Linked DNA regions of Homo sapiens: regions 1 and 3 are each linked to region 2. A link is a loop called in an ENCODE intact Hi-C map of the cell type or tissue named here. Cell type or tissue: MCF 10A. All regions are shown on one strand. Each heading gives the region's core, and the rest is flanking DNA. Links, peaks and the distances in the headings are about the cores only.

Region 1 (11,368 bases), core at 3,703-8,702, 140 kb after region 2:
GGAACACAATTCAACTCATAACTGAGCTTGGATAACACAAGTCCCCCTAAGACAAGCATCTGCCCCCAGGTTGCTGATCAAAAGACTTCCCAGTCAATGGGACAAGGGTGAGAACTGAGCCTGGGGGAGTTCCCCAGGTTACCAGTGGAGCTCCTACCCTGCCCCACATGGGGGGCTTGTGGGAGTCCCCAGTGTGCCAGCTATACCGTAAGTTTATTGCCTCATTTAAAAGTGCCACCCCCCTTTAATTGTTCCTTTGCATCTCTTTTCACATGGTGGCACTCACGACCACAGGTCACTATTTTTTTCACTGTCATCTCTAGGAAGGGTGGGAACCTTATGTATCTCATTAGGTCCTATATCCCCAGCACCCAGCACAATGTCCCAATAAACACTGAGTACATGAGTGAATGAAGAGTGAGTTGTCAGAGGGAGAAAGGTTTCAGAAAGCTCCCTTTGAGCCACTGTAGAGAGGCAGAGACCAAAGTCAATGAGACCAGGAAGGTGGCTGCAGCCACCGGCTGTCACGTAGAAAGCTTTTGAAATTTGACTGGTGGAGGTTTCAACCTGAAAGCAAAATGCCGCCTGGGCCTTGCAGGGAGATAAAGCGTTCATGTCCAGTGATAACAGCGCCCCTCGGAGCCAGGGAGGCGCTGGGCAGGGATCAACGCACACCCGCCCGACAGACAGACCGACGGGTGGTAAATATAGAACAACATGAAAGCAGGCAGCGCTGGCCCAGCCCCTCCTTTCCAGCTGTGTGGTGGGTGAATCCAACAGAGCAAGGTTTGTTGACCCGCCCCTGTCCAGGGCCACCTCGCCACTGCACCTTTCCTTCCCGGCACCCAGGGACGGTGATAGCAGAGTGTCGTATGCCCTTGGCAAGCCCCCTTGCAAGGAGGGGCGCACACAGCAGACATGTCATATCTTTCTGTTGAAACCACGTTATGCAAACCCATTCAATGACTTCCAAATCCTTTACCAACTCCCATTCAGTGGGTGCTTCTGTGTCCCAGCGGCCACCGCTCACAGCAGCTCCACTCAGGAGGACCTCTTATCCCAGTGACATGCAAGCAGAGCCAGGTGCTCAGCAGTGTGTCTGGGCCAAGGTCATGCCTCTGGTGAGCAGAACCCAGGGCTGTCTGAGTCCAAAGCCTGTGCTCTGATCACGCTATTCCTGACCTCCAGTTCCACACCTGTCTGGGAGGAATCTCAGCTTTGGAGGCCTTAGGTCCACATTCCTGCTTGAGGCTGAGACCCACAGGGAAGTGGGGAAGGGAGCTGACATTTGCTGAGACTCTATCCAATTTATGCTTCCAACCACAGGGCTTGGTGGTCTTTGATAACCCCTTTTACAGTCAAGGATATCAAAGCTCTGAGTGGTGGAACAATTTGCCTTCATAATGGCAGAGCTGGGATGAGAACCTGGGTCAGAAGGTGCAAAGCGAGTGTTTTCTGCACTACCCCACGGTCTCTTCCTGAAGAGGACCTTTCTGCACCTTCCCTTGGCTCACTCACATGTCAGGTCCCCGTCTCTCCTACCAGGGCTTCTTGCTCCAGGACTGGTCAGCCACGGGCCCTGTTTGCTTTGTGGCTGTAGGATGTGGCCAATCCCCTCACCCGAGGGCTGTGCTGGAGATAAGAGGTCAGGGACTGCTGGGCTGGGCTGGGTGGCATTTAGGGGTGGGAACAGGCTTCATGTGGCCAAGGCCCGGTGGAGAGACACCAGGGTGGTCACAGCCCTCAGGACTTTTTGTATAGATTGAGGAATAAGGACAAGCTATGGATAACCAGTGAAGGCTGACAAGCCCCTCGGTGAGACACGATTAGAGGAGGCCCTTGAGCTCCAGTGGGAAAATCATTGCTGGGGCCACATCATTCACTAAGTGTTTATCGAGCACTAGGTGCAGGGAAGAGGAATGGGAGGAAGGAGAGGAGGAGGAGAGGGAGGCCACAGAGTCTAAAAGCTTGAGTTCTAAAGGCAGACTGCCTGGCCCATATCCCAGCTCCTCTAGTTGTTGTTACTGCCATGACAACATTTGCCACATCAGGCTACGCTTGCCTGTTGATGATTCTTTCTCTCTGTGTCGTTAGCTATGGCCACAGTAATGCTGCCTAACAACAACTAAAGAACCGCAGAGGTGGCCAGGCACAGTGGCTCACGCCTGCAGTCCCAGCACTTTGGGAGGCCGAGGTGGGCGGATCATTTGAGGTCAGGAGTTCAAGACCAGCCTGGCCAACATGGTGAAACCCCATCTCTACTAAAAGTACAAAAATTAGACAGGCGTGGTGGTGTGCACCTGTAATCCCAGCTACTCAGGAGGCTGAGGCAGGAGAATCGCTTGAACCTGGGAGGTGGAGGTTGCAGTGAGCCAAGATCATGCCACTGCACTCCAGTCTGGACAATAGAACAAGACTCAGTCTCAAAAAAAAAAAAACCATTAAAATAAAAATAAGAACCACAGAGGCACATGGCAATAAGAATTACATTCGCGCTGTGGCTTTTGTCATCCAGTTGCATATTGGCTGGGGAAGGACTGATCTCAGCCAGCTGGCTTCACTCCCTAGGTCTCTCCCTGCCTCCTAGAACCAGTGGCCCAGCCTGGGCTTGCTCTTCTCCAGATGTGGCAGAAACGCAGGAGCACAGGCCCAACGGTGCAAATGCTGCCCCAGCCTCTGCTGCCATCTTATTGCCAACATCCCATGGCCAAGGCAAGTCACAGGGCCGAGCCCAGTGCCAAGGGGGTGGGCTGGGGGACGCAATGAATATATTGCAATGATAAACGAATCTACCACACATGCCCTCCATAGTGTGAGCTCCAATGGGACCCTTACTGATTGTTGGGTTCCTTGTCCTTGGCACAGGGCTGGCCACAGAATAAATACTCAACAGATAATAATAATGATGATAATGGCTAATGTCTATCAAGTACCTACTATGTGACAGGCACTATGCTAAGAGATTTACTTTCTTTCTTTCTTCCTTTCTTTTCTTTCCGTTCCTCCCCTCCTCCCCTCCTCCCTCCCTCCCTCCCTCTCTCTTTTCTTTCTTTCTTTCTTTCTTTTTCTTCTCTCCTTCCTTCCTCTCTCCCTCCCTCCCTCCTTTCTTTCTTTCTTCTTTCCTTCCTTCTTTCTCTTTCTTTCTTTCTTTCTTTCTTCTCTCCTTCCTTCCTTCCTCCCTCCCTTTCTCCCTCTCTCCCTCTTCCTCTCTCTCTCTCCCTCTCTCTCTTTCTTTCTTTCCTTCCTTCCTTCCTTCTTGCTTTCTTTCTTTCTTTCTTCTCTCCTTCCTTCCTTCCTCCCTCTCTCTCCTTCTCTCCCTCTCTCCCTCTCTTTCCTTCCTTCCTTCCTTCCTTCCTTCCTTCCTTCCTTCCTTCCTTCCTTCCTTCCTTCCTTCCTTCTTTCTTTCAACAGAGTCTCACTCTGTTGCCCAGGTTGGAGTGCAGTGGCATGATTTTGGCTCACTGCAACCTCCACCTCCTGGGTTCAAGTAATTTTCTCGCCTCAGCTTCCTAGGTAGCTGGGATTACAGGTGCGCACCATGACGCCCGGCTAATTTTTGTATTTTTAGTAGAGACAGGGTTTCACTGTGTTGGCCAAGCTGGTCTCGAACTCCTGACCTCAGGTGATCTGTCCACCTTGGCCTCCCAAAATGCTGGGATTACAGGCATAAGCCATTGCATCCAGCTCTTTTTCTTATTTGGCTTAGTAACCCTGTGATGTAGGTCCTACTATTCTCATTTTATGAATGAGAGCATTGAGGTCCAGATAAGTTAGTAACTGGCCCTAGGTCACAAGGTCCTGTAAGAGCAGAACGTAGCCTCAGCAGTCTGGCCCTAGGGTCTGAGCTCCCATCAAGTATAAAATAAGTCCTGTAAAGGGAATGCTGAGCTCAGCTGGGGCAGGTGGCAGAGGCAGGATGGAAGAGGCCTCCCTTGACCTGAGACTTGAAGGATGAGGAGGACTTACAGGGAGTCAGACTGGGAAGGGTATTCCCGGCAGAGGGAGCAGCACATGCTAAGGTGCAGGGTGAGATAGATCATGGCTGCTGGGAATCTACAAGTGGTTAAGTGCTGCCAGAGAGTAAATTTCTGGAGGCAGCAGGTGGGAGATGAGGCTGGAGGGAAGGGCTTGTCATGTGGCAGGGATTGTTCCTTTTCTCCTCTATATAGAGTAACTGAATTTCCTGATGGGCATTAACATGAATATCAGCTTAACCCTGCATTTGTCAGCCTCCCTTGCAGCTAGGTAGGTATGGCAAGGTGACTATTTCAGATAATGAGATGAGTGAAAGTTCTGGATTGTGCCCTTAAAGGAACACGAGCCAGGCGTGGTGCCCACGCCTGTAATCCCAGCACTTTGGGAGGCCGAGGAGGGCAGATCACCTGAGGTTAGGAGTTCGAGACCAGCCTGACCAACATGAAGAAACCCTGTCTCTACTAAAAATTCAAAAGATAAAAATAAAAATTAGCCAGGTGTGGGGGCGCATTCCTGTAATCCCAGCTACTTGGGAGGCTGAGGCAGAAGAATCGCTTGAACCCGGGAGGCGGAGGTTGCATAGAGCCAAGGTTGCCCCATTACACTCCAGCCTAGGCAACATGAGTGAAACTCTGTCTCAAAAAAAAAAAAAAAAAAAAAAAAAGGAACAAGAGTGCTCCCCTTCCCTTCTTGGGGTGAAGGAGCCATCTAAGACCAGGAGGTGGCTCCTGCATTTTAAAAATTACTTTTTACCCAATGATTCTGTTAGAGACATGGCTGCCACATGTTAAGAATGAATTGCAGAAGATAAGTAGAGCCTGGATTCCCAATACCATCAAGCCACAAATCAGAGCAAATTTTACACAAAAAAGATAGAACCTTCTCATTTGTTTAGGTAATTGTAGTTTGGGTCTTTTTGTTGTAGCAGCCTAACTTTATCCTAACCATTGCATCATACAACTTCATTATACCATGCAGAGGAATTTAGATTTTTTCCTCAGATCAGGGGCTGCAAATCTAAGGCCTACAGGGACCAGGCAGGCCATGTGGCAGGCTGGATGTTTCTTTTCACCAAGAAATATACTCTTTGCTGTTCTCCTTGAAACAAAGGACCCTCTTCATCTATCTCTAATTCTCCAAGACATGTATATAGAAATCTTTCTCTGTTCTAAACTGCTATAAGAAAAACAACTAGCTGGGGTCAGTGGTATGCGCCTGTAGTCCCAGCTACTGAGGAGAGAGGATCGTTTGAGACCAGGCATTCAAGGCTAGAATGAGCTATGATCATGCCAATGTGCTCTAGCCTGGGTGACAGAGCAAGACCCCGTCTCTAAAAAAATTTTTTTTTAATTGGCACCATCATTTTATTGGGGAGCAATAGGGAGTGGTGGGGACTGTGGTGTAGTGGATGAAGATACCTCAGGTCAAGCTGCCACGGAGCTTCTCTAGTTGCTGCCACATGGGAACAGGGATCCAATTTCTCAGGAGGTTCATGACCTGGATTTGTAAATTTCGCAGTTTATATAGGGGAGGAACTCAGAGGCTGTTGAGAGAGCTGCCACTCAGAGGCCTCAGGGAAAGGCTCGGTCCCACGGACAGTCTGAAGCTCCATACAGCAGTGTGAGTCCTGTGCACTCCAGGCCACCTGGAACCAAGATGATGCAGGACAAAAGAGAAGTCCATTGGGACCAGCACAGAGCCCCACTCCCCGAGCCCTGCTGGCTATGCCGAGGAGGAACAGGAGGCCATTTTCTGAGCTCCTGGTATAATCTTTACAGCTGTGACATAAATATTCATAAAGATCACATACATTGTGCTCGTTTTTTAAAGTTAGCCCTGCCTGGGCCAAACAAAACTAGTTTATGGCCTTGGGTCTAGTGACTGGAAGGCATGATAGAATGTTGAATGAGGACATCAAGGGGACAGATTTGTGTTTCCAAAACACTGTGGAGATTCTGCTTAATTCGGCAAGACCAAAAAATTAAAAAAAAAAAAAAATCGAAGTGTGGAGAATGGGTTGCAGGGCGAGGGCGAGAGACAGCCAGTGTCTGGGCTGGCAGGAGGCAGTGGAGCCCAACCAGGAGATGGTGACCACACTGGTTAGAACCCAGTGCTGCAGCTGAGATGACTAGACTGGCCTCTTTTGCTGGTTCACCCTGGGCAGTGTCTCCGCAAGGCGCCGAGCCTCGCCCTGTGGTCCGGGCTTCGAAGGTTGAGGGATGCTGGCCCCAGCAGAGAGTTGTGTCTCTTGAGCCTTAATCCCTTGAGGGGAAAGCTGGCTGTAACAGCACAAATATGGGGACAGCCGGCCCCACCCGCTGCCCAGGAAGCTGCCCTGCCTGTCTATGTCAAGGTCAGAAGTCAAAGTCATTGAAGGGCAATGTGCCTGGCTTATGGCACCTACGGCCCTGGCCACACAGCTGGAAGCTACACTAAGGCAGCAACGCCCAGGGCATGATTCACAAGCTCCTGGGCTGCAAGAGAGAATTTTAGGTGACTCACAGAAAACATTTGACTTTCAATTGCTTTGTACTTTTTTTTCAAATGCCTTTGGGAAATAAAGCTGGCATATCGAAGCTGTGATTTCACTGATATTACTGTTTAGAATTAGGTGAGTAAAAGCAGTGAGTCCATTAACATGAACTTAAAGAAAACTATAAAATAAAGGGACATGTCCTCAGGGTTTCCTGAGGGCTTTGTCATGGGCAAAAAATCATCATTATAATAAAAATATAAAATAAATAACAGCATAAGCAGTGAGTAGACATGGTAGAGAGGGTGGCGGTGGGACAATAGGCGTGGCTTGAGCTCTGATTTCCAACTCCACCAGCACGTTTTTAATTCCCCCTGGCTGCTTTGCATGTGCTGGGCATGGGCTCAGTATGTTTGCACACAGCACGTCCCCTGTGGCTCACAAGTCTGCCTGAAAAAGCTTTTCATCCTCATTTAAGGATAAAAACCTAAAAGGTCAAGGGACTGGCCAGGTCAGTGTGTGGCTGCTGGGGACAGGGTGACACGAAGGTTGGGGAGATTCTCACTGCAAACCGCTTTGGGAAGCTGGGCTGGGGGAGGAAGCCGCTCTGGCTCGGGGCGGACACTTCGTCCCCAGGGGAAGTACATCTCCCATTTGCTGTGTTGAGCAGTGGGGAGAGCTGTTCCCGGGATGCCTGGAGGGCAGCCTGGCATTTGGGTCCAGGTTCATAATCTCAGAATCTGGGGGAAAGCATCTTTTTTTCCATAACTAGTTATGTCTCCCCCTAGACCCCATTTTTCTAGGACCCAATCAAGTTGCTTCCCAAACACTAAAGAATTCTTACAGGTTCCCGGCCTTTTCTTCATCTCACAGGACGCTCTGGTTTCTGCTGTCGGCCCTTCTCCCTCCTCTCCAGCAGTTCTAACCCCATCTGCCCGCAAAGCCTCTGTAAATAAGATAAACACAACAACAGATCTAATATCAAAGGCGTGGGAGGTTGAAAGTGGACACAGGTGATGTGCATGTAGAGCAGACGTCCCGTATGCCTCACCCGTCTTCAGACCACCCCAGCCGCTGCTGCAGGGAGCACCCCTCTGTGAGCACTGTCCAAGTGCACACAAGCACAACCTATGAGCGGGCCTTGCGCCCAGGCTGCCCACCTCTCACCTGCAGCCCGAGGGCTACCCTATAGCCATTGAGGAGTGAGGCGCTGAGGGTCCACTCGGTCCCATGCAAAACCTAGAACTGCAGGGGACTCCATCCCTGTGAGGAAAACCCTCCACCTATAGGAAATGGGAACGGGCAGAGCCCTCCCCTCCCCTCCCCCTCCTCCCTCTTTCTTTCTTTCTTTCTTTCTTTCTTTCTTTCTTTCTTTCTTTCTTTCTTTCTTTCTTTTTCTTTCTTTCTTTCTTTCTTTCCTTTCTTTCTTTCTTTCTTTTTCTTTCTTTTCTTTTCTTTTTCTCTTTCTTTCTCTCTCTTTCTTTCTCTTTCTCTTCCTTCCTTCTTTCTATAAAATATATATACCATAACATTTCTCGTTTTAACTATTTTCGAGCGTGCCATCCTGTGGCATTCAGTTCTTGAAGTACATTCATACTGTCATGCAACCATCAGTTGGCATGCACCCACCAGCCATATCCAGAAGTTTTTCATCTTTCTAAATGGAAGCTGTACACCTATTACCCCCCAATCCCTCCTCCCTCCAGCCCCTGGAAGTCACCATTCAATTTCGTGTCTACATGAATTGAACTACTCCGCGTACCTCATATGAGTGGAATCCTATGGGTATTTATCTTTTTGCGACTGGCTTATTTTATTTAGCATAATGTCCTCAAGGTTTGTCTATATTTTAACATGTTAACATTTTCTTCCATTTCAATCTGAGCTATTTGTTCAGGAAGAAAGCATTAAAAATTTTTTCCTTCCAATCACCACCAGTTACAGAGTTCTTTTTTTCTCCTCCACTCCCACTGCTTCACTTGACAAGTCTTAAAAAAATTCTGACCAGCCTAGGCAACATAGTGAGACCTCATCTCTATAAAAAATAAGCAGAAAATTCGCCAGGTGTGGAGGTGTGCACCTGTAGTCTCACCTACTCAGGAGGCTGAGGTGGGAGGATTGCTTGAGACTGGGAGGTTGAGGCTGCAGTGAGCCGTGATCACACCACTGCACTCCAGCCCGGGCAACAGAATGAGACCCTTTCTCAAAAGCAAACAAACAAAACAAAACAAAAAACCCAAAAAACCTCCTTCCTTTTTATGGCTGAATAATATTCCATTGTATGCACATTCTGCATTTTATTTACCTATTCATCTGTCAGTGGACACTTGGTTTGCTGCCACCTTTTGGCTATTGTGAATAATGCTGCTGTTAATCTTGGTGCACAAATATCCACTCTGCTTTCACTTTTTTGGGGTATATACCTAGAAGCGGAATTGCTGGATCTTATGGCAATTGTATGTCATTTTTTTTTGAGGAATTGTCATAACTTTTTCTACAACAGCCACACCATTTTACATTACCAGCAGCAAGGGACCAGGGTTCCGATTTCTCCACATCTAGCCAGCGTTTTCTTTCTTTCTTTCCTTTAACTTTTTTTTTTTCCTGTGTTGCCCAAGCTGGTCTCAAACTTCTGGCCTCAAGTGATCCTCCCACCTCAACCTCCCCAGTAGCTGGGTCTGTAGGCATGCACCACCATGCCCAACTTTTGCTTCTTCTTCTTCTTTTTTTAATTCCTTCCTTCCTTCGTTCCTTCCTTCCCTCCTTCCATCCCTCCCTCCCTCCCTTCCTCCCTCCCTTCCTTCCATCCTTCCTTCCCTCCTTCCATCCTTCCTTCCTTCCTTCCTTCCTCCCTTCCTTCCTTCCCTCCTTCCCTCCCTCCTTCCTTCCTTCCTTCGTCTCTCTCTTTCCTCTTTCTTCTTTTTCTTTCTTTCCCTGCTTGTTTGCCTTCTCTCTTTCTTTTGATAGTAGCCATTCTAATGGGCATAGAATGGAACCTCGTTGTGGTTTGGATTTGCGTTATCCTAATGACTAGTAATGCTGACCATCTTTCCATATGCTCACTGGCCATTTGTATATCCTCTGTGGAGAAATGTCTATTCAAGTCGTTTGCCCATTTTAAAATCAGTTTTTAAGAAATTGTTGTTGGCCAGGCATGGTGGCTCACGTCTGTAATCCCAGCACTTTGGGAGGCTGAGGCGGGTGGATCACGAGGTCAGGAAATCGAGACCATCCTGGCTAACACGGTGAAACCCCATCTCTACTAAAAATACAAAAAATTAGCCGGGCGTGGTGGCGGGCGCCTGTAATCCCAGCTACTCGGGAGGCTGAGGCAGGAGAACGGCCTGAATCCGGGAGGCAGAGCTTGCAGTGAGCCGAGATTGCGCCACTGCACTCCAGCCTGGGCAACAGAGTGAGACTCTGTCTCAAAAAAAAAAAAAAAAAAAGAAATTGTTGTTGAGTTGTAGGAGTACTTCATATATTCTGCATATCACTCCCTTGTCAGATACACGATTTGCAAGTATTGTCTTCCATTTTATGGTTGCCTTTTCATTGCTTATAGTGTCCTTTGATGCACAAAAGTTTTTAATTTTAAGAGTTCAACTTATCTATTTTTTTCTTTTGTGGTCGCAATTCTTTCTTCACCTGTGTCTAGGAGTGCACTGTTCATGCTCTTCATTTTCTTTAGTAGCCTGGTGGTGTCTCTGGAACTTGTTGGTACAGAGTAGGGCCATTTTCAAAAGGGACCTTGACATCGAAAGCGTGTGGCATCCAGTGCCCTCTCAGAGGGTGACGCTCCTCACTTGCACAGCTCAGGACGAAACCTCTCCTGTTTCTGGTAAAAAGATTAGGAACATAAAAAGGAGCAAGTGTCTGGGCCTGGGGGCTAATTGCTGGCAGGGCCTCACCTGCCACAGCCCCAGTGGCTCAACCCACATCTGACTCAGGACCACAGGCCCCAGAAGGCTGCAGGATGAAAGGGCAGAGGGGAGGAATTCCAGCATCTTCATTTCAGCCCACAGCTTGGACAGCTGTGTGAAGCAGGCCCCTCATTCCACAAGAGAAAGACAGCCCAGCCATCTGGTTGGTGGGAGTTGGGGGCGTGATTCGTTTCTTCTAAATGCTGTGCTTAAGCCAGGTTGTCTGGCTTTGAAGATGATTCCTGCAGGACCAGCGCGTTCATTTCCTTGCGGGGAAACTGTCAGGTTGAAAGCCCTCCTGCTCCAGGTGGCTCTATCCTCATCTGTAAACACTATTAAGGACTTGGTTTCAGCTCTAACCAGATGAAACTCCTAGAGCTTTTCACTTAATGGGGACAGGGCGGCACAGGGAACAGGTGGGCAATTGGGCCATAGACAGCCCAAATAGTTGGATGTTGTTATCTTTTGATTTTCATTTGTGTTTTATTTCAATGATGCGGCTGTGCTCTTCCAGCATCATTACCCTTCCCATCAGGGACACCAAATTCTTAACCCTGTGACTGCCCCTCTAGAGAACATCCTTTCATTTGCTATGTATTTACTGAGCACCTACTGTGTGCCAGGCAGTGGTGGACCAAATAGAGGCAGGTGAGTCCTCTGGATAAAAGTCTCGGCTCTGAATGCAGCCTGCCTGAGTTCAGTCTTAGCTCTGCTCCTTAATTTCTGTGTCTTGTTGACTAAGACTGTGGACCTTGTCTGGAAAATGAAGAGAACGATAGTGTTTGTCTGTAGGGTTGTCCTGAGGTTTAAATGTCCTGGTGCAGGGGCAGCAGGTGCAGTCTGACACTTGGTAACTGCTAAGTAGGCATCGACTGTGATTGCATCGTCTCTGCCTTCATGGTGCTTACCTTCTAGAAAGGAGACAGGAAAGCAAGGCACCTGCAAGTGTGTAGTAGCAAGCTAGAATGTGCGGCTCAACTAAAAGACTTGGGCATCCGGG
Region 2 (9,123 bases), core at 2,108-7,107:
GGAGATCTTCCAGCTTTGAGTTAATTAATCTCACTTCTAAAGCTGTGAAGTCTTATTTAACAAATCACACAGGCCTAGAGGGGTCCGGAAAGAAAACATTTAGACTTGAAATGATAACACTCTCTTAAAAGATGTCTATGTGAGCAGCAGGCAGAGCTCAATCTACTGTAATGAAGATTTACACACAGCGCAAAGTTATGACCTACAGGTCATATGGAAAGTTAGGACCTGTGCCAACCATTTTAATTCTTTCAGGATGTGCGCTCAGTGTTGAAGTTAAAAAGATCATAGAGAATACCCAGTTTTACTTTTGATCCCTTGTGGTGAAGAAACTGGAACTCAGAGAGGTCACCTTGGATCTTATAGTTAGTGGTAAAGCTCAAATAGGGGTCTTGGCTCCAAGAACAGTGTTCCAAACACATGAAGGTTTAAAGTAGGTAAAATGCCTGCACATACAAAGGATATCTCTGGAAGAAGACACAGAATGTGGGTAACTGTGGTTGCCTCTGGAAGGGAAAATGAGTAGCCAAGAAACAGCAACAGGACAGAGACTTGATATTCACTGAATACTTTCTTGTGCCTTTTGAATTTTGTACCATCTATATATGTTAGGTAATCGAAAATAAAAAAATTATTTTAAGAATTTGGCCGGGCGCAGTGGCTCACGCCCGTAATCCCAGCACTTTGGGAGGCCGAGGCAGGCGGATCACGAGGTTAGGAGATGGAGACCATCCTGGCTAACACGGTGAAACCCCGTCTCTATTAAAAACACAAAAAATTAGCTGGGCGTGTTGGCGGGCACCTGTGGTCCCAGCTACTCAGGAGGCTGAGGCAGGAGAATAGAGTGAACCCGAGAGGCAGAGCGTGCAGTGAGCCGAGATAGCGCCACTGCAGTCCAGCCTGGGCGAAAGAGCGAGACTCTGTCTCAAAAAAAAAAAAAAAAAAAAAAAAAAAGAATTAAAAGGAGTTCTTGGTTTGTTTCCCCCATTGTATCATATTTGTGTAAAGCGTGTTTTGCTGACTCATGCTATTCCAGAATGTAAATTATTCCGCAGGAACCAGGTTAAACACTTTGGAAGTGGCGATGCCAGTTGGTTACTACTTTGTGGCTAGAACAAGAAGCCAATGATGTTACAGAGTTCCAACTTCCTGCCAACTTTGACTGTGACAGAATCTGGCAGGATAAAACCCAGAGAAACACAAATCAATTCAGAGCCAGTGATTTCATTCATTTTGGAGCAGGATATAGTCATTAACAAACCTTGATGGAAAGGTCTCCTTTAGCCAAAACCTCATCCTTTCCAAGACGACGGAAGAGGGAAATGTGGGAATCCAATGTAACTCACTAGTAAACACCTTCAGTGGGCGGAGCCTCACGCTAGGAGATAAACCTGGCTGCCCCCTGACCCCAAGGAACTGCCCAGTAGAGGAGATGAACGTGCCCGTGTCCAGATAGCAGTGTAACAATGGAAGGTCTAACCATCTGCTGGAGCTTTTTCAAATATAGTGTTACAAGAGAGGATGGTCTGTCATGTATGCCGGGGAGATTTGATGCATGAATCTCATGTGAACGAGTCGGGGTAACCTGCCTCAAACTTCCCAGCTAGTTTTCCTCTTTTTCAATTTTAAATTCCAGCTGATGTGGAAAATTAGAATGTGGTATGTGTTAGATTTAAAAAAATTATAATCCTGGTACTCACTTTGCAGTAGGGGAAATACTCATTCCTTCATTGGGCATGGAGGCCCTACTATGTGGTTGGTATTGTGGCGGCTACAGAGGAGAGATTTATGCTTTTAGTTTCCTGTTAGGTATCTACATATAGTTATCTATTCATTTTGTGTACAGAAGTATTATTTTAGTGGCTGTTAACCTGCTAAAGTCTAAAGTTATCTGTACTTGCTATTTAGTCTACAGTACATCTTCCAAATGATGCCCTTAAACAATTTAATAATTCAACTATTGATTGAGTGCTTACTATATGCCAGGCACTATGATAAGTGCTTTATATGAATTATTTCACTTAGTTCTCACATCAACCCCAGAAGGTACTAACAGAGGAGGAAATTGAGCTTCACAGAGGTTAATTTGTGTTGCTTTACACGTGGTGAAACAAGGATTCAAATCCAGACTATTCATTCAACCAGTATGTAATGACTGTCTATGTGCCGGGCATGGAAGTTACAGGATAAACACTGCCCAGTCCCTGCTCTCCTGATGATTATGATCTGTGGGTCTTTTTGATTCCAAAGTCCATGGTTTTGACAATGACACTATACTACTTCTCTAAATCTGTGCAAAAGGGAGTCACATTTTCAAAGGCGATTCCTCCTAACAGAAACCTGGGCAGGTGTCTTTATTCCCGTCTTCCTTTCCCTGTGCTTACTAAAATCAAATTTCTGTTGTGTGTTCAGATCAATTCCGTGCCTTTAAGATGTATAAAAAGCATCTGGAAGAATAGGCTGTGATAAAAGACAAGGGCTCCAGCCCTAGCTAGCTCACTTACTAGCTGCCTGACCTCGGGCAAGTAACTTAACTCCTCTCAGTCTTAATTTTCCTGTCTGAAAAATGGATATATTACTACTGCATGTGCTTGCAGGGAAAACTAATTGAGATGATAAGCCCACCATATAGCACTCGTTCAATAAAGGGACGCTGTTGTTATTAAGAGGATCAGTAAGTGCAAGAAAACGACCATGTGTCACGGAGGTTTGTTTGTCTAGGCGCTTCTGTAGTAGTGGCATTCTGGTTGTACAGTCGTATACGGGTCTCTCTCTTCAAAGGTGCACGCAGTCTGATTGATCCCTGTGCCTCGGAATCCGTGCTAAATAAATATTGAGTCGGTGAATGAATGAACGAACGACAAAAGGCAAGGTTTGTCTCTCACTTAATTAAGACGTTCAGATGGGGAGAAGGTCCATCACCCATGACATCGATACAATCCCCCTACTAATCAAGTTAGCCACTTCAAGTTTCAGTGAACTTAAACTACAAAATGGGCAAAAGGACACCTCATGCCTCACAGCGCAGTTCTGAGATCTGATAAAACGCTAGATTTGAAGCCTTTGTAAAAAGGAACATCCTCTCCCATCCTGGGCGTGCTGCCGGGTATCGCAGACGGCCCACGCCCACACTGCAGAGGCCGGCACCGAGCCCCCGCTCCGCCCTCTCTTCCTGGTTTTTCCCGGCAACCCGCCCCTCCGGCGACACGTGACAGGGGTGCCCGGCCGGACTCAGCCCCTGATTGGCCGGGCTGTGGAACGCCTCGCGATTGGCCCGAGGCCGGCGGGCCCCCGCCTCCCTCCTCCTCCTCGCCGCGGCCCACGTGAGGGGGGCGAGTCACGCGATTTCCGGGAACCCGTCAGGAAGGACATAAACAAAACAAACCCGAGGCAGCATGGAGAGGGGCCGTGGCCCCTGCAGCGGAACCGGACCCAGTCCCTGAGCCGCCCCTACACCCACAGGTGAGCGCCGCCACCCGCTGCTCGGAACCCCCAGGGGCCTGGGCTGGGGGAAGAGCGGAACGGGGGGCGGAGGGCCGCTTGCCTAGGAGGCAGCAGCGCTGGGGCTCTGGGCCGGGCCGGCGCGGGGCGGGGGCCGGGACCACGGCCGAGTGCTAGGGCGCGCGGGCCTTGGGCCACCGCCTGCAGGTCACGGGGGCTCCGCTCCCCTCCCCCACCCCCGGCCCGGGACGGTTACATAAAAGCGCGGGGCGGCGGTAGATGGGACTCGCGGGCGGGCAGTAGGCTAGGCCGGGGATGGGCAGCGCCGGGCGTCCGTCCTGCCGGGCCGCCCGGCCCTTCCCCGCTGCCTCCGAGCCCGGGGCCGCTGCTGCCGGCAGTCGGCCTGTCAGAGAAGAGAGCGGGTGGGAGGGGCCCGGGAGGGGAGGGGAGGCGAGACTGGCGGGGGAGGAGGGGAGAGAGGGGCGTGTGAGGAAGGGCCGGGGCCGCGGAGGTTGGAGCCAGGCTGGCAGGAGACGAAGAGGCGCGGGCTGGGGCTAGGGGGGTCCGAGCAGGGCGTCTCGGGGGTAGCCGCTCCCCCTTCTGTCCCCGCCTCAGAGGCGACGGGCGAGGGGCCTCCCTCCCGGGATTTGTTTATATGTCTTCTCAAAGCAGCTTGAAGCGGCTGAGGGGCGGAGCCCTCAGAGCTGAGTGGCAGGCTCTGGCGTCCAATGGAGCGGGCGGATGGAGACTTCTGCACCAATGGGCGTGGGGGAGGCGGTGCCGCGGGGGGGCCACTAATTGGTTAGGCTGTGCCGGAGGTGGGCCGGGCGGGGCAGCCATGTTAGATGGGAGGGGACCAGTGGTGGTGGGTCACTGAGAGGGGAGGAGACAGGGCAAAGGGCGAGGGAGCCGGGCCGGGGGTGTTTCGGGTGTCCGAAGGCGAGTCCGATCGGACCAGGAAGTAGCTCAGGGGAGCCTGACCTCGACCCGCCTTTCTCCTCACACGAGCTGAGGAGGCAGGGAAGTACCGAGGGCAGTCAAGCCTCCCCTGGGGGTGGTTCCTGGGACTAGATGGAGCTCAGTCTCTGGATTCTCCCTCTTTCTCGGCCCTATGCTTCCTGACAGACCTGGCCGCCAAACCCTGTAATCGCCCTCCTTTAACCCAAGAAAGCAAGTCTTTCTGCCGTTTCTGAGCTGGCTTGAGCCTTAAGACTACCTTAAGGAGGTACTTGGATAAATAGCGGTCTGAATTTCTGTACCAGGCCTCAGATAAGAGACAGGCAGTGAAGGGGAAGTTTTGTAAAAGAAAACGGGACTAGAAAAGCCGAGCAAGTTGAGGGCTGGGCGGGGTTTCTTTTTTTTTTTTTTTCTCATCAGGATGCCTTTTAAAGATTAGGCCCCGTGCTTGTCCTAGTCTTAGTAGTAATTTGCCCCTCTTGCTAACATAAGTTGGTAGTCCACATTAATCAGCTTCTTGAGAAAACTGAGCCCACAGGAAGTTATTTAGTTTCGAAGGTTCTTTGGGACTTTTCTTGCGAATACCCTGCAGGTGAAAAATAGGATCAAGGCCTGGAATTTCTTTTTTTTTTTTTAAAGCAGAAAACAAGACTTGGGTGTAAATCTTGTGATCTGTCGTAAACTAGTTGTCACTTGATTGTACTTTTAAATATCTTTAATCTTTTAATCCAAAATAGGATATACACCAGAGGCAGGGAAAAATGGTATGAATAATTCGAAAATAACTTATTTTAATCTAATTGTATTATGGTTATTTTGGCATCCTTTTGGCCTTGTTAAATGCTTAATTTAGGTTTGTGTTTACATCGGATTACAACCTGTGGCTACGTTGGTATTGTCAAGGGTACCAAGCTCTTGATGGCATCTTTGGTTAAGTACTTAGGCGTAAGAACATGCCTTAGATAGATCATGCAGGGGCTAATCAGAGTTAGCTGTATTAAGAATTTGCATTATCTTCTATTTTATTAGTTGGAGAAAAAGAATAATTGGTAACTGATTCATCAATTTTTTTTTTTTTTTTAATTTGAGACGGAGTCTCGCTCTGTCGCCCAGGCTGGAGAGCAGTGGCCAGATCTCGACTCACTGCAAGCTCCGCCTCCCGGGTTCACGCCATTCTCCTGCCTCAGCCTCCGGAGTAGCTGGGACTACAGGCGCCCGCCATCACGCCCGGCTAATTTTTTTTGTATTTTTAGTAGAGACGGGGTTTCACCATGTTAGCCAGGACGGTCTCGATCTCCTGACTTCGTGATCCGCCCCCCTCGGCCTCCCAAAGTGCTGGGATTACAGGCGTGAGCCACCGCGCCCAGCCTCTTTTTTTTTTTTTTTTTTTTTTTTTTTAAGACGGAGTCTCCGTCTGTCGCCCAGGCTGGAGTGCAATGGCACGATCTCGGCTCACTGCAACCTCCGCCTGCCGGGTTCTAGCAATTCTCCTGCCTCAGCCTCCCGAGTAGCTGCGACTACAGGCGCGTGCCACCATGCCTGGCTAATTTTTTGTGTTTTTAATAGAGACGGGGTTTCACCACGTGCTGGTCAGGCTGGTCTCGAACTTCTGGCTTTAGGTGATCCACCCACCTCAGCTTCCAAAGTTCTGGGATTACAGGTGTGAGCTACTGCGCCCGGCCTGATTCATCAATTTTTGTAGTACTTTGGCATGACTGACTCAGTTCTGTTAATAATGATACATAAAAACGTAATCCCTGATTATTTGATAAACTTGAATTCTTACGTATAACTTTTGCAGTAAATAAGGGTATTAGCTTATTTATCAGTTCTTCTTTTTCTTTTTTTTCTTTTTTTTTTTTTTTTGAGACGGAGTTTCGCCCTTGTCGCCCAGGCTGGAGTGCAGTGGGAAGATCTCGGCTCACTGCAATCTCCGCCTCCCGGGTTCAAGCAATTCTCCTGCCTGAGCCTCCTGAGTAGCTGGGATTACAGGCGCCCACCACCACGCCCGGCTAATTTTGTATTTTTAGTAGAGACGGGGTTTCACCATGTTGGCCAGACTGGTCTTGAACTCCTGACCTAAGGTGATCTGCCTGCCTTGGCCTCCCAAAGTGCTGGGATTACAGGCGTGAGCCACCGCGCCTGGCCTATCAATTCTTATTTTATCAGGTGGCATTGTGTTGCTTTTGGAACCCTAGCCCTTACAATGCCCTAATTAGTTTAACAGAGAAGTATAGTGAAAATAAAAATAAACACTTTTCATTGATACTTAGAATATTCCAGGCAGTTTTCACTGTTGCATCGGTTGATAAAGTCAATCAGCATTGCTTATATAATGCTCTCTTATTCTAAGAATGGCAAATAGATGCAATAGAACTTATTTGGGTATAATTCCTTCATATGACTGGTATATCAGCTTTGGGTTTTTTATATTCATAAGCATAGAAGAGGCTAAATAGCTCCCGAAGAGAGTCTGGATGCTCCATTTACCATCATTCTCTGTCATGGCAGGTGAAAGCAAGCTTTTATATAGACAATGTTCTACTTAGTTTACAGGGTGTCTACTTAGTTTACAGGGTGGATGTGTGTGGGTTCTGGGATACTAGTGTAAGAAGTAAAGGAATAACTAGCATGGTTCCTGGTGGTGGTTAAATACAAGTGACAGTGAAGTACAGTAAGTTTGTGTGTTGATTCTGTTAATATAACTCAGTTTTTAAAAGATAAAGAGAACTGAAATCACTGTTTGCTTTTAAAGCTTAATTTTCAGTCAAGATCGGCATCTATATATTTATTTAAAAAATACATATATATATATATGTTTTTTTTTTTTTTTGAGACGGAGTCTAACTGCGTTGCCCAGGTTGGAGTCCGGTGGCGTGATCCTGGCGCACTGCAACCTCCGTTTCCTGGGTTCAAGCGATTATCCTGCCCCAGCCTCCCGAGTAGCTAGGATTACAGGCGTGCACCGCTATGCTCAGCTAATTTTTGTATTTTCAGTAGAGACAAGGTTTCACCAAGTTGGCCAGGCTGGTCTTGAACTCCTAATCTTAAATGATCCGCCCGCATTGGCCTCCCAAAGAGCTGGGATTACAGGTATGAGCCACCGTGCCCCCTCTAGTTATGTGATTTTGAAATGAATTAGCAGTCGCTTGTTTCCAAGTAGGGTTGAACTTGGATTTTTTTGAGGAACAATTCACTGACACTTTCACCATATTCAGTAGCTCATTTCGGGATAGGTAAACTCTTAGACGAGACATAAATTTGTCAGATAATTGGTTCTGATTATTTTAAGACAAGGGTTGACAGACTTTTTTTTTTTTTTTGGAACAGGATCAAATAGTTAATATTTAGGCTTTTTCAGCCTTCCAGTCTCTGCCACAACTACTCAACTTTGAATCTGTAGCATGGAAACAGCTGTAGAAAATATGTTCTACATATTTTTGGGCTCTATTCCAATAAAACTTTATTTACAAGGTCAGGCTGTGCCTCTATTTGTGCTTCCACGGCTATAGTTTGTCAGCCCCTGTTGTAAGACATCAGTCATTGAGGTTTTTTGTTTGTTCGTTTTTTGAGACAGAGTCTAGTTCTGTCCCCCCTGCTGGAGTGCAGTGGCACGATCTCGGCTCACTGCAACCTCCGCCTCCCGGGTTTAAGCGATTCTCCTGCCTCAGCCTTCTGAGTAGCTGGGATTACAGGCGCCTGCCACCGTGCCCAGCCAAGTTTTGTATTTTTAGTAGAGACGGGGTTTCACTGTGTTGGCCAGGCTGGTCTCAATCTCCTGACCTCCTGATCTGCCCGCCTCAGCCTCCCAACGTGCTGGGATTACAGGCGTGAACCACCACATCTGGCCCAGTCACTGAGTTTTAAGTACTTAGATGTTAAGGTATTTCAGAATATACAAATAGACACTTTAGGTACATTTGAGCATTTGCAGATTGTACAGTCTCCTGCCTTGAAGAGAATTTTTAGTACAAGAGCATATGGCAACATTGTATTTTGTATTTTTCCTTCGTTTACATATAAATGTTTTCTTGAAAAGCTGTTTAAAGCAAATATTGGTATAAATCCTGTTGATTTTAGAGATGCAGTCTGATTGAAAAAACTTTGGCCCTAAGATATATTCAGGATATGGTCCTCTTGAAGTTTCAAAGCACATTTAGCATATAATCCTTAACAAAGCTGTATAGCTGTTTCAAGAGATGATAGTCACGTGAATAGTCAACACATGTAGTTCTTATATTCAAATATGCAGTTAATTTAGAAGTTAAGACATTGAGTGCTCATTGCCTGAGATGCTTGAAGAATTAAAGAGAGTAGGATGCTTTTTCCAGGCCCAAAAAGATACAGGTTACCTCCTCTCTTTTTCCAGGGAAAATGTCAAGTCGTGCTAAGTGCCTAGTGAAGCAGAGATGCCGTAATCTAAAAATATAACTGGGAAATACTAAATTTTTTTGATAACTTTTGCTTTATTTTTAATGTAATATTTCACCATTTTTGTTGACTTGAACTGGATTTCAAGTGGAAGCGTAAAAGTTTAGAAAAGAGAATATATTGACCTTTATGAACTGAGAAACATGTGGCCTGCAATCTTGTTTCTAGATCTAGCTAACCTAGGGTCTGCCTGGATGACTACAGATAATCTCAGTTTATTAATTTGTAGTGGTAGGGATTAATGATGTTTTCCATCTCACAAGGGGATACTGGGAAATTTTTAGTTACTGTATT
Region 3 (11,368 bases), core at 2,749-7,748, 350 kb before region 2:
GAATTACAGTAGAGAAACGGCGCTGTACGGACACTGCTGGTTTTGTGTTCACAGGACTTTTCTCGCACTGGCACATGGATCACAGCTTTACAAATGCCACATCCTCAAGAAACCACAGCAGACAGTTCCTGCCTCTTCCTCCACCTCCTCCTGAATCAGAAGGGAAGTGAGATTTCTATTTGCCTGGCGTGCACAACCCTCCATAGTTTACACCTGGTACAGCTCTTCAGTTCATCAACATTTACTGAGCCCCACGTGTCCCAGGTGTAGAAGGTCCTTTATTTTCTTACGCTTTTTATTTGCATAATATTCGCTTTTAGACACACCGCCTTGGTCCCTGAAGTGGACAGCTATTATTTTTCTCCTGCCCAGCCTCTTGGAAACAGCACTTCAGTCTTCGTCAGGGGCACCACCCTGCCCCGCCCTGTCCCTGCGCATCATTCGCTTGGCCAAGAACTGTGGCCCGGCCCATCAGTGCCTCCCCGCTCCACTGGACCCCACCCCACCCAAATTCATTGTCCACGCAGCCACAGGAGGGATTTTTCGTTTTCTTTTTTTCTTTTCTTTTCTTTCTTTCTTTTTTTTTTTTTTTTTTGAGGTGGAGTCTCGCTCTGTCGCCCAGACTGGAGTGCGATGGCATGATCTCTGCTCATTGCAACTTCCGCCTCCTGGGCTCAAGCAATTCTCCTGCCTCAGCCTCCGGAGTAACTGGGATTAGAGGCGCCCACCACCACGCCCAGCTAATTTGTGTATTTGTGTATTTTTAGTAGAGACGGGGTTTCACTATGTTGGCCAGGCTGGTCTCAATCTCCTGACCTCAGGTGATCCACCCGCCTGAGTCTCCCAAAGTGCTGGGATTACAGGCGTGAGCCACCGCACCTGGCCGGGATTTTCTTAAAACATAAAACCAGATTCCATCATTCCTCTGCTTAAAATCCCTCAGAGATTCTCATATCAAACTTTAAGCTCTTTACCAGGGCCTGCAGGGCCTTGCCTGACCTGCATAAAAGTCTCAACTGAAATGTGACTTGCTCAGAAGGACCCTTTGTAGCCACACTATGGAGACCTTTGTCTATCTCAGCACACTGCTTCTTTTGTTTTGTTTTGTTTTTGAGACAGGATCTTGCTCTGTTGTCCAGGCTGAAGTGCAGTGGCAAGAACAGGGCTCACTGCAGCCTTGACTTTCTGGTCTCAAGCGGACCTCCCACCTCAGCCTCCAAAGTGCTGGGATTACAGGCATGAGCCACTGCGTCCAGCCACTCTGTTTCTATTCTTTGGAGCATTTATCACATTTTGTCAGTTCAGTTTCCCCCTCACAATGGAGAGGGTGAGGGAGGGCAGGGGCAGCCCTCTCCCCCTCACTTCTTATTCCTAGCATGTGGCACATGGTAGGTGCTCAACCCATCTTTGAAGAAGGCTGGGATAATGACCTTGGGGTGAGGGAGGCCAAGCAGAGATGTGCTGGGCTAGTGCAGTGGCCCAGGACAGAGATGGAGGTGGTCTGTGCTCAGGGGCTGTGAAGCCAATAGACCTTACTGGATGGAGGATGCATCTTATCCATCCGGGCTGCTATGACAGAATACCATAGACTGGGCAGCTTATCCACAGCAGGTACTTACTTCTCATAGTTCTGCAGGCTGGGAAGTCTAAGATCAAGGTGCCAGCAGATTCCGTGTCTGGTGAGGGCCACTTTCTCATAGACGGTGACTTCTCGCTGAGTCCACACGTGGTGCAAGGGGCAAGGAATCTCTCTGGGGACTCTTTTATAAGGGCACTAACCCCATTCACACGGGCTTCATACTCATGACCTAATCACCTCCCAAATGCCCCATCTCCTAACACCATTACATGGTGGGCAGTGGGGTAGAATTTAAACATGGATTTTGGGGTGATACAAACATTCAGACCATAGCAGGGAGGATGTATTTTGGGGGCAGAGAAAACAGAATGGAAACTGCCTTTGCAAAAATCATAGCTGAGAAAATTACGACAGTGAAAGACACCACACCTAACTGACCCCATCTTGCTTCTAACCGTGAAACTGTCCTTGTTCATTCCTTGGCATAGGCCGAACTCGCTTTGGGAAGGAATTTAGTGTATAGTTTATATAATAGGCCTTCCCAAAAGGCTAAACTGTTCTTGTAAAACAAATGAAAGGCCACCAGCCACCAAGTCAAGATGAGAGGGGCTGGAATTCTAAATATTCCCAGCCATTATTCCGGAGGTCCTAAGATTTGCAACTTACCCAATTACTCTTGAAGGTAACATTACTATTGTGAACCTAAGATCGGCCTTTGGAGATGTCTTTTTAGGTTTTTGCATTTCTAACAACTAAATGGCCCCACCTGGACCTGCCAACCAATTATGTGGCCCCCACCCCGGAACTGACTCAGCAGAAGTGAACAGCTTCGACGCCCTGTGAGTTTATCTCCAAGCCAACCAATCAGCACTCCCAATTCACTGGCCCCCTACCCACCAAATTATCCTTAAAAACTCTGATCCTCAAGTTTTCAGAAAGACTGATTTGAGTAATAATAAAACTTCAGTCTCCCACACAGCCGGCTCTGCGTGGATTACTCTTTCTCGGTTGCAATTCCCCTGTCTGGACAAATCGGCTCTGTCTAGGCAGCGGGCAAGGTGAATCCCTTGGGCGGTTACAGAATGTGCTGGCAGGCTGAATGGTGGAGCAGAGAAGAAGGATGAACCCTACATTTCCCACTTGAGCACCTGTGTGGGATGGTGGTGCCAGGGGACAGCGGGAGAGCAAGCATTACAGGAAAACCCACACGTTATGTTTAGGATACATTCGTGGTGTGATGTCTGTAAGACATTTAAGGGAGGGGTTGTGTAGGCAGCTAGACTATGAGTCTGGAGCCGGAGGGAAGATCTAGATTCAAGTATGGGGGTCAACAGCACATTGACGGTGCCGAAAATCACAAATGGTATGAGATCCATTGGAGAGAGCACCTATGGAGAGAATATGGGAGCTCAGGACTGCACTTGAGGATGCCCAAGATTCTGAGATCACATAGAGAAAGAGCAGCCAGCAAAGGATACTGAAGAGAAGAGGCCAGTGCAGGGGACAGGGAAACCAGGCCAGTGTAGTGGCCCTGAGCCGAGGGAAGAGTTTCTCAAGGAGAGGGAAGTCAACAGTGAAGACACTGCTGAAAGATGTGCTGTGATGGGAACAGAGATGTGGCCTTTGGATTCACAATAGGAAGGTCCTGGGAGCTTGGCAAGAGCTATTGTAGGGCCAGGCTCAGTGGCTCACACTTGTAATTCCAGCACTTTGGGAGGCCAAGGTGGGATCACTTGAGGCCAGGAGTTTGAGACCAGCCTGGGCAATATAGTGAGACCTCATCTTTAAAAAAAAAAAAAAAAAAAAAAAAAGTCCGGGCACAGTGGCTCACGCTTGTAGTCCCAGCACTTCGGGAGGCCTAGGCAGGTGGATCACCTGAGGTCACGAGTTCAAGACCAGGCTGGCCAACATGGTAAAACCCCGTCTCTACTAAAAAATACAAAAAAAAATTAGGCAGGCGTGGTGGCACACAGCTATAATCCCAGCTTCTGGGGAGGTTGAGGCAGGAGAATCTCTTGAACCTGGGAGGTGGAGGTTGCAATGGGTCAAGATTGCACCACTTTACTTCAGCTTGGGAAACAGAGTGAGACTCTGTCTCAAAAAATAAAATAAAATAATAAAAAATTAGCTGGGTGTGGTAGTGCACTCCTGTGGTCCCAGCTACTCACGAGGCTGAGGTGGGAGGATTGCTTGAGCCCAGGAGGTTGAGGCTGCATTGAGCTGTGATCACACCACTGCACTCCAGCCTGGGTGACCAAGTGAGATCCTGTCTCAAAAAAATAAATGAGTAAAATAAAATAATGGATAAATAAAAGCCATCCCCCATTTTCCAAAGCCCTCCTCATGAGCAGTGCTGAATCACAACTAAGAACCATTGCTCTAGCACAAAAGTCAACAAACTTGTTCTGTAAGAGATAGATGGTAAAGTTTTTCAGCTTTGCAAGCTGTATGATTACTGGCACAACTATGCAATTCCATCATTGTAGTTTGATAGCAGCCACAGACAATTCCTAAGCAAATGAGTGGGACTGTGTTCCAATAAAACTTTATTTAAAAACACAATTGGTGGGCCAGATTTGGCCCATGAACTATATAGTTTGCTGGCCCTTGCTCTAGCATGTGTGCTGATGAGGATCACCTAAAGAAGAAGGCACTGGTGATGTGGAAGGGAGAGAAAACCAAACAAGCAAGGCTTCCAAGAAAGCAGGAGGAGATCCAGGGCCCAAAAGCTGTGGTGGCTGTGGTGGGGAGAAGGACATTTGCTGCTGTATGGCAGGCAGAGAGAAGATGCAGGAAGGAGGTAGGTTTGGTGGTGGGCATATGCAACTTGCCCCTGGAGACCTTCTATTGTTCTGTGATAAATGAGTGGAAGCCTCAGCTGAGAGTGGGGGAGAAGAAGGGGTTCTGAGAATATACAGACAAAGGAAAACCATCTTCTCAGGAATGAGCAGAAAACCTTCTAGAGAACCATGGTAGGAGGGCAGGGCAATGAGAGACCATTTGGGAATCATAAAACTGAATTAAAAGTGAACTCAGTCAGCTTGGCAGTGGTATTTTTGTCTCCTCCCTTCCGAAATTTGTATGCTGAAGCCCAAACTCCCAATGTGATGGTACTGGGACTTGGGGCCTTTGGGAGGCAATTAGGTCATGGTGGAGCCCTTGTGATGGAATTAATGCCTTTACAAGAAAAGATATGAGAGCTCGCTCTCTCTCTCTCCACCCCCACACCCCCCGCCCCACCGTTTCCCTCTCCCTCCTCCTCCTCTCCCCAACATGGTGTGAAGACACAGCAAGAAAGTGGCCATCTGCAAGCCAGGGAGAGAACCCTCACCAGGAACCAAGTCACCAGCGCCTTGACCTTGGACTTCCAGCCTCCAGAGCTGTAGGAAATAACAGTCTGCTGTTTAAGCCCTGAGTTGGTGGGATTTTGTGAGAGCAGCCAAGCTGACTGTGATAGGTGGGATTTTACCCAGCAACACTCAGCTGCTCCAGAGTGCCCTGGAGAGGGGAAAGGGTGGATTTATCCAGGGTCAGGGCTTTGCCAGGCAAGCAAGAGGAAGGAAAGGGGGCACAGCAGGGGGCGGGAGGAAGCAAAAAGGCATGGGTGGCAGACCCCAGGACCTGAGCTGGGGAAAGCAGGAAATAACGGCTGCCAGGCAGGATGGATGGTGAGAAGAGGGTGAGGCCAGTTGGCTGGAGGGCGAGGACCAGGGATGGGACATCAAGGAATCCTGAGCAAGTGGCCTGGAGGGGTGGGAAGTGGTGGCCGAGAGCTGGGACCTAGACTTGACACATCAAAAATGAAGCCCCTTCTGAGAATGGTGGAGAATGATGTGATGGGGCAGGTGGCTGAGCGGCAGGAGCAGGTGGCTGCAGGTGGGGAAGGGGTGAAGCTGTGAGGCCTGGGGACTTGGGTGGGTCACTCCCATGTGGGTTAAAATCCCCCCACCCACCCAGTGAGCTCAAGTCTTCTGTAAATACAGGGACGGGGCAGAGGCACGAGGTCTCCTGGGGGCCGGCAGATGGCACCAGTGACTTGGGAAAGAGCAGCACAGCCAGATGTCTACAACTCCCAAAGGAGAGGAAGGAGCCCAGAATCCGCACATCCGCTCCAGCTCCCAGGGCCCCAGTGTGGGGAAACTTCTTCCACCTGAGACACCCAGGGCACCGCGTCCTGGGGACAGCCCATTTTAGGCGGAGGAGGGGATGGAGATGCTGCTCAGAGGAGTGGGGCATGAAGGCCTGCTGAACTCAGAGGGGACAGGTTGCACAGGGAGGGGAGTGTGGGCTGGGAGTGGGGTGAGTGCCTGAGGGCAAATGTGCGTGAGCATGGGGATGAGGATGTGGCGGTATGTGTGAGTGTGCGTGAGCTGAGGGTGTGGGAATGTTCGTGCGTATGCAAGTGACTGCAAGTGTGTATGTGAGTGTGGGGGGTGTGAGTAACAGTGTTAGTGTATGAATGTAGGTGTGTGAGAGTGTGAGGGTGAATGTGTGTGTGAATGTGTGGGTGGGTGAGTGTCAGTGTGGATGAGTGTGGATGTGAGTGGGTGTGTCTGCAAGAGAGAGAAAGAGGAGAGAGAGAGAGAGAGAGAGATGGATAGGATGGGGATGGCTAGCGGGTGGTACAGGGCAGTGCGGGGGCGAAATCCAGAAGCTGCTGGAAGGCCATGAAGGCTGACAGGTGGGCTGGGGTGGTCAGGGGCCTCAGGGAGGGCTGTCACCACCTCCACTCCTGTGTACTCCGAGGCCTCCCCAGCTGAGTGGCGGCTCTGGGGCAGCTACTCCTCAGAGTTCCTTTCATCTGAGTTATTGGCATTTTCTGGATTGCTGCTGTAGGTCCTCGTCATTAATTTTAAGATTGCAGCCAGGTGCAACGGCTCACGCCTGTAGTCCCATCTACTCAGGAGGCTGAGGTGGGAGGATCTCCTGAGCCCAGGAGGTCAAGGCCGCAGTGAGCCATGACGGCAACCACTGCACTCCAGCCTGGGCGACAGAACGAGGAGACCCTGTCTCAAAAGAAAAAAAAAAAAGACTTACATGGTATTCCATTGATTGGGTATTGCATAATTTATTCAGCATTCCCCTATTAATATAACACACATTCTCATTGTGTGCAGAAATGATCAATTACCAACATCACTGTCACACGGGTCCCAAAGCTATCTTTTGGCTCATCCCACAATTGCTTCTACAGGATAAATTCCTTGAATGGAAATTGTTAGGTTAAAACTATGCAGAGGTCTAAGATGATAAACCTATGCTGCCAAAACGCTCTCCCAGAGGACTGAGACAATTTACAAGTAAGCCAGCAACGTGAGCATATCCACTTCTCTTCAATCTCACCAATTCTGGGTATTATTTATTTTTTATCTCTGATCAGTTAGATACTTTAGATACATGGCGTCTCATTGCTCTTGCAAAATACTGTTATTTGATTATTAACAAGCATATACATTTTATTATTTGAGTATTGGCTATCTTCCTGTGAATTGCCTTTCCTTGTCTTTTGCTGATTTTGAAGCAGAGTCTTCCTGGTTAGTAAGAGCGTTGGTAAAAACGAAAATCTTTGTTGGTCATATATGTTAAAAATATTCCTCCCAGTTTATTATTTGACTTTCTATTCCAATGGGGAAATTGTGCATTTTCCTATTCCCCAAATCCTATTATTCTTTATATTTAAATCGCATAAACATCCTAAGGTAATTACTGAGAATTTATGTCTTTCAAATATTAAATTCTCCTCTCCAGATACATAATAGCTATCTCCGTTATTTTTTCAAGTGTTCTTTTTGATTCCTTGTAAACTTTTATTGTTTTCTATATTAGCTACTTCCCGTGTGGCAGGACGCTGACTACATGAAGATGTCTCCTTCGTGGTGGGCGGGGGACTAACTCGTTTCAGATCAATCCTCCCACTTAGAACAACTAGAGAACCTGGACGAAATATATACATATATTTTTTATTTTTGAGACGGAGTCTTGTTCTGTCACCCAAGCTGGAGTGCAGTGGTGTGATCTGGGCTCACTGCAAGCTCCGCCTCCCGGATTCAAGCGATTCTCCTGCCTCAGCCTCCTGAGTAGCTGGGACTACAGGCGTCCGCCCCCATGTCCGGCTAATTTTTTGTATTTTTAGTAGAGACGGGGGTTTCACCGTGTTAGCCAGGATGGTCTCGATTTCCTGACCTCGTGATCTGCCCGCCTCGGCCTCTCAAAGTGTTGGGATTACAGGCGTGAGCCACCGCGCCCGGCCACGTCCAGCTAATTTTTGTTATGTTTAGTAGACACGAGGTTTCACCATGTTGGTCAGGCTGGTCTCAAATTCTTGACCTCAAGTGATCCTTTCGCCTCAGCCTCCCAAAGTGCTGGGATTACAGGCATGAGGCACCATGCCCAGCCCTTGGATGAAATACGTTTTGATTTAGGTAAAGACATTAGTGAAGTACCCAGGCAGACAGGACTTGCGGGGCCAGTGTTTGAGGCTGCCTTTCCCTGAGAGCAGCTGCCTGTTCAGAAACAGCGACCCAGCAGCAAGTAGCAGTGGCAAGCCTAAGACGAGCAGAGCTTCCACGGGTCTCATGAGGACAAAATGCAGATTTCGGGACTGGCCACAGGCTGAGGGGAACGCCTGAACACCCCGGATTTTCAGTTGAGATCCCTCCCAAAGGGAAATTCCCTAGAAATAAGGGGAAATCAGAAGTAGGTCAGACTGGCTGGGCACAGTGGCTTGCGCCTATAATCCCAACACTTTGGGAGGCTGAAGCACGTGGATCACTCAAGGTCAGGAGTTCGAGACCAGCCTGGCCAACATGGTGAAACCCTGTCTCTACTAAAAATACAAAAAAATTAACCGGGTGTGGTGGCACATGCGTGTAATCCTAGCTACTCAGGAAGCTGAGGCAGGAGAATCACTTGAACCTGGGAGGCAGAGGTTGCAGCGAGCTGAGATCGCACCACTGCACTCCAGCCTGGGTGACAGAGCGGGACTCTGTCTAAAAAAAGAAAAAAAAAAGAAAGAAAGAAAGAAAAAGAAATAGGTCAGTCTTTAAAATAATGAAACCCCCCACAGGCTCATAGATATTCGGTAATTTTATTTCAACCCTCCTTCCTTTCCAATCCGTGATCTAATCTGTAATCTAATCTGTAATCTAATACATCTATCTCATACCTTTTTATATGTTGTATTTCCATTTTTATTTAGTTTTTATTTCCATTTTTATTTAGTTCCAAATATTAATATTTTCTCTTTTCCATTGAGTTCTTTTTTGACCCAGATTATTTAGAATTGCATTGCTTAATTTCTAAGTAGTTGGGGATTTTCTAATTATCTTTTGGCTTTTGGTTCCTAACATAATTCTACAATGTTTGGATAATATACTCTGTATTAGTTTGATCTTTTGAAATTTGTTTTTGCCCTGGCACATGGTAAATCTTCACGAATGCTCTGTGTGTACTTGAGAACAATGGATATTTTGACATTGTGGAGTGTGGTGTTTGAAATACATGAATTAGGTCAAGTTTGTTTATCATGTGGTTGAAATCTGTTTTTTTAAATTTGTCGTCTGCTTCAGCTGTGTTAAAAGTCCTCCCCTGTGACTGTGGATTGAATATGTCTCCTTTAGTTCTGTCGACTTTTACTTTATATATTTTGCAGTTATGGCATTAAGAACATAAACACTTAGAATTGTTATAGCTTCGTAGTATACTACAATTTTTACCCTTATGAAATGTCTCTACCCTTAGTAATGTTTGTCTTAAAATCTACTTTTCGGGGTCCTTTCTGGCCCATCCTTATCTAAGCAGCCATCACAGGTGGGATCAGGATCAGCCCTTGCCTCCTCCACCTGCACACTCTTTCTTACAGTGGCATCCTCCCCTGTAGTTTTTTTTTTTTTTTTTTTTTGAGACGGAGCCTTGCTCTGTCACCCAGGCTGGAGTGCAGTGGCATGATCTTGGCTCACTGCAACCTCCACCTCCCAGGTTTAAGCAATTCTCCTGCCTCAGCCTCCGAGTAGCTGGGACTACAGGCGCGCACCACCATGCCCGGCTAATTTTTTTTTATTTTATTTTTAGTAGAGATGGGGTTTCACCATATTGGTCAGGCTGGTCTTGAACTCCTGACCTCGTGATCCGCCCACCTCGGCTTCCCAACGTGCTAGGATTACAGGTGTGAGCCACTGCGCCCGGCCCCTTGCAGCTTTAATAACCCAGCTGAGTCCAGAATCCCTTTCTCCCTTGGGCCACTCTCCAGAGCACTGTACCCTGCAGCCACTGGACAGCTCCTCCAAGCCACCACCTAGGAACTGCAAACCCACCCTCAATCCCAGTACCTCCACCCATCAATCAATTACTCAATCTGTCAATCAATCAAATAACAACACCCTGGTCCTCATCTCACGTTCTCTCCAGGTGAGAAGTCCTGGTTTGTGGAGTTGCATTGGACTCTGTCTCTCCCTAATCCCCCCACATTCAATCCATCAGCCAAGCGCCACTGGTTTTACCTCCTAATTATATCTGGAATGTGCTCTCTACTGCCCACCAGAATCCTTGTCCACAAGGCCTCCATCTCCCCTCAGGAGGGCTGCAGCAGCCCCCTAACAGATCTCCCTGCTCCCATGCGGCTTTAAGCTGTCTCATGCAGAGGCTGGAGTCCTCCTGCCACCAGGATTCTCACCCTGTCACCCCCAGCTCAGAACCCTCCAATAAAAATAACAGCAACAACAAATCGGCCAGGTGTGGTGTCTCACACCTGTAATCCCAGCACTTTGGGAGGCTGAGACAGATAGATCACCTGAGGTCAGGAGTTCGAGACCAGCCTGGCCAACATTGTGAAACCTCGTCTCTACTAAAAATACAAAACTAGCCCTGCATGGTGGTGCACGTCTGTAGTCTCAGCTACTCGGGAGGCTGAGGCAGGAGAATTACTGAACCCAGGAGGTGGAGGTTGCAGTGAGCCAAGATCGTGCCACTGCACTCCAGCCTGGGCAACAGAGGGAGACTCTGTCTCAAAAACAAACAAACAAAAACAAAAAAACCAATAACAAATCTGCCAGCCCTCACTGAGCACTGCCAAGAACCTGCACTGTTCCAGGCATGTTGCTTGTGCAGATTCATGGAATTGTTACAGAAGCCCTATGAAGGGACCTCTGTTACCACTCCATTACCCAAGCGAGAAAGCAGGCACAGAGAGCTTAAGCAACTTGCCCAAGGTCACCCAGCTGACCAAAGCAAAAACAGGACTCAAACCCAGGCAGCCTGGAGCCAGAGACCACCCCCTTAACCAGGCATCACTCCGATGTGCCAAGAAGATAAATGAATCTTCTCACTGAGGCTGAGAAGGCCTTGTGAAATCAGGCCTGCTGGCCTCCCAGACATTGTTCCACAGCTGCCTCCTCCCATCCAGCGTCTCTGGCTTTCACACTCACCAGACTTCCTCCCTGCCCAGGGCCTTTGCACATGCTGTGTGCTCTAGGAAACCTCGCCCCATCCCCTGCTCATAACTTCCAATCAACCCTCTCCCCCAGGGTCCTTGGCTGCCTGGGCCACCGGGCAGTCCCTCGGGTATATGCTTTCATGCACCCTGAATTTTTCCTCCACGCATTTCTAACAAAGGCTGTATTAATACATCTGTGCAGGCGCGTGAATATGTTTCCTGATGGACTATGAATGTGGCCAGAGCAGCCATCGTGTCTAGCTTCGTCCATTGTGGTCCCCGGTGCCTATCCCAGTGGCACTGAATGTTTGTGGAATGGATGGGTGAATAAAGAAATGAATGCATCCCCGCAGATGGGG

What was found. Peaks named below come from ENCODE experiments on the same cell type or tissue, not always from the same donor. Only the 100,000 strongest peaks of a DNase experiment are listed, where the experiment ranks them.
Region 1: it touches region 2 in a loop (11-fold over the local background); 3 of 110 quality-filtered maps call a loop at or near these places.
Region 3: a loop joins it to region 2, with 7 times the contacts of the local background. A loop is called at or near these places in 11 of 110 quality-filtered maps.

The regions. Positions count from the first base shown.
Region 1 is chr5:173,195,654-173,207,021 of GRCh38, forward strand. No RefSeq gene overlaps it. Among named protein-coding and RNA genes, the nearest start is that of NKX2-5, 34 kb to the right of the region's middle. RefSeq lists a silencer at 11,235-11,368. In MCF 10A, for the core only: no CTCF peak of the experiment used is centred there; a DNase peak (open chromatin) is centred at 6,438.
Region 2 is chr5:173,053,018-173,062,140 of GRCh38, forward strand. CREBRF (CREB3 regulatory factor) reads left to right here and starts at 3,335. Exons shown (of 9, transcript NM_153607.3): 1 at 3,335-3,462. RefSeq lists silencers at 3,086-3,595, 3,746-4,315. In MCF 10A, for the core only: a CTCF peak has its summit at 4,931; DNase peaks (open chromatin) are centred at 3,244 and 4,204.
Region 3 is chr5:172,701,771-172,713,138 of GRCh38, forward strand. No RefSeq gene overlaps it. Among named protein-coding and RNA genes, the nearest start is that of MIR5003, 45 kb to the left of the region's middle. RefSeq lists an enhancer at 11,019-11,368. In MCF 10A, for the core only: a CTCF peak has its summit at 5,600 (motif pointing right); a DNase peak (open chromatin) is centred at 5,631.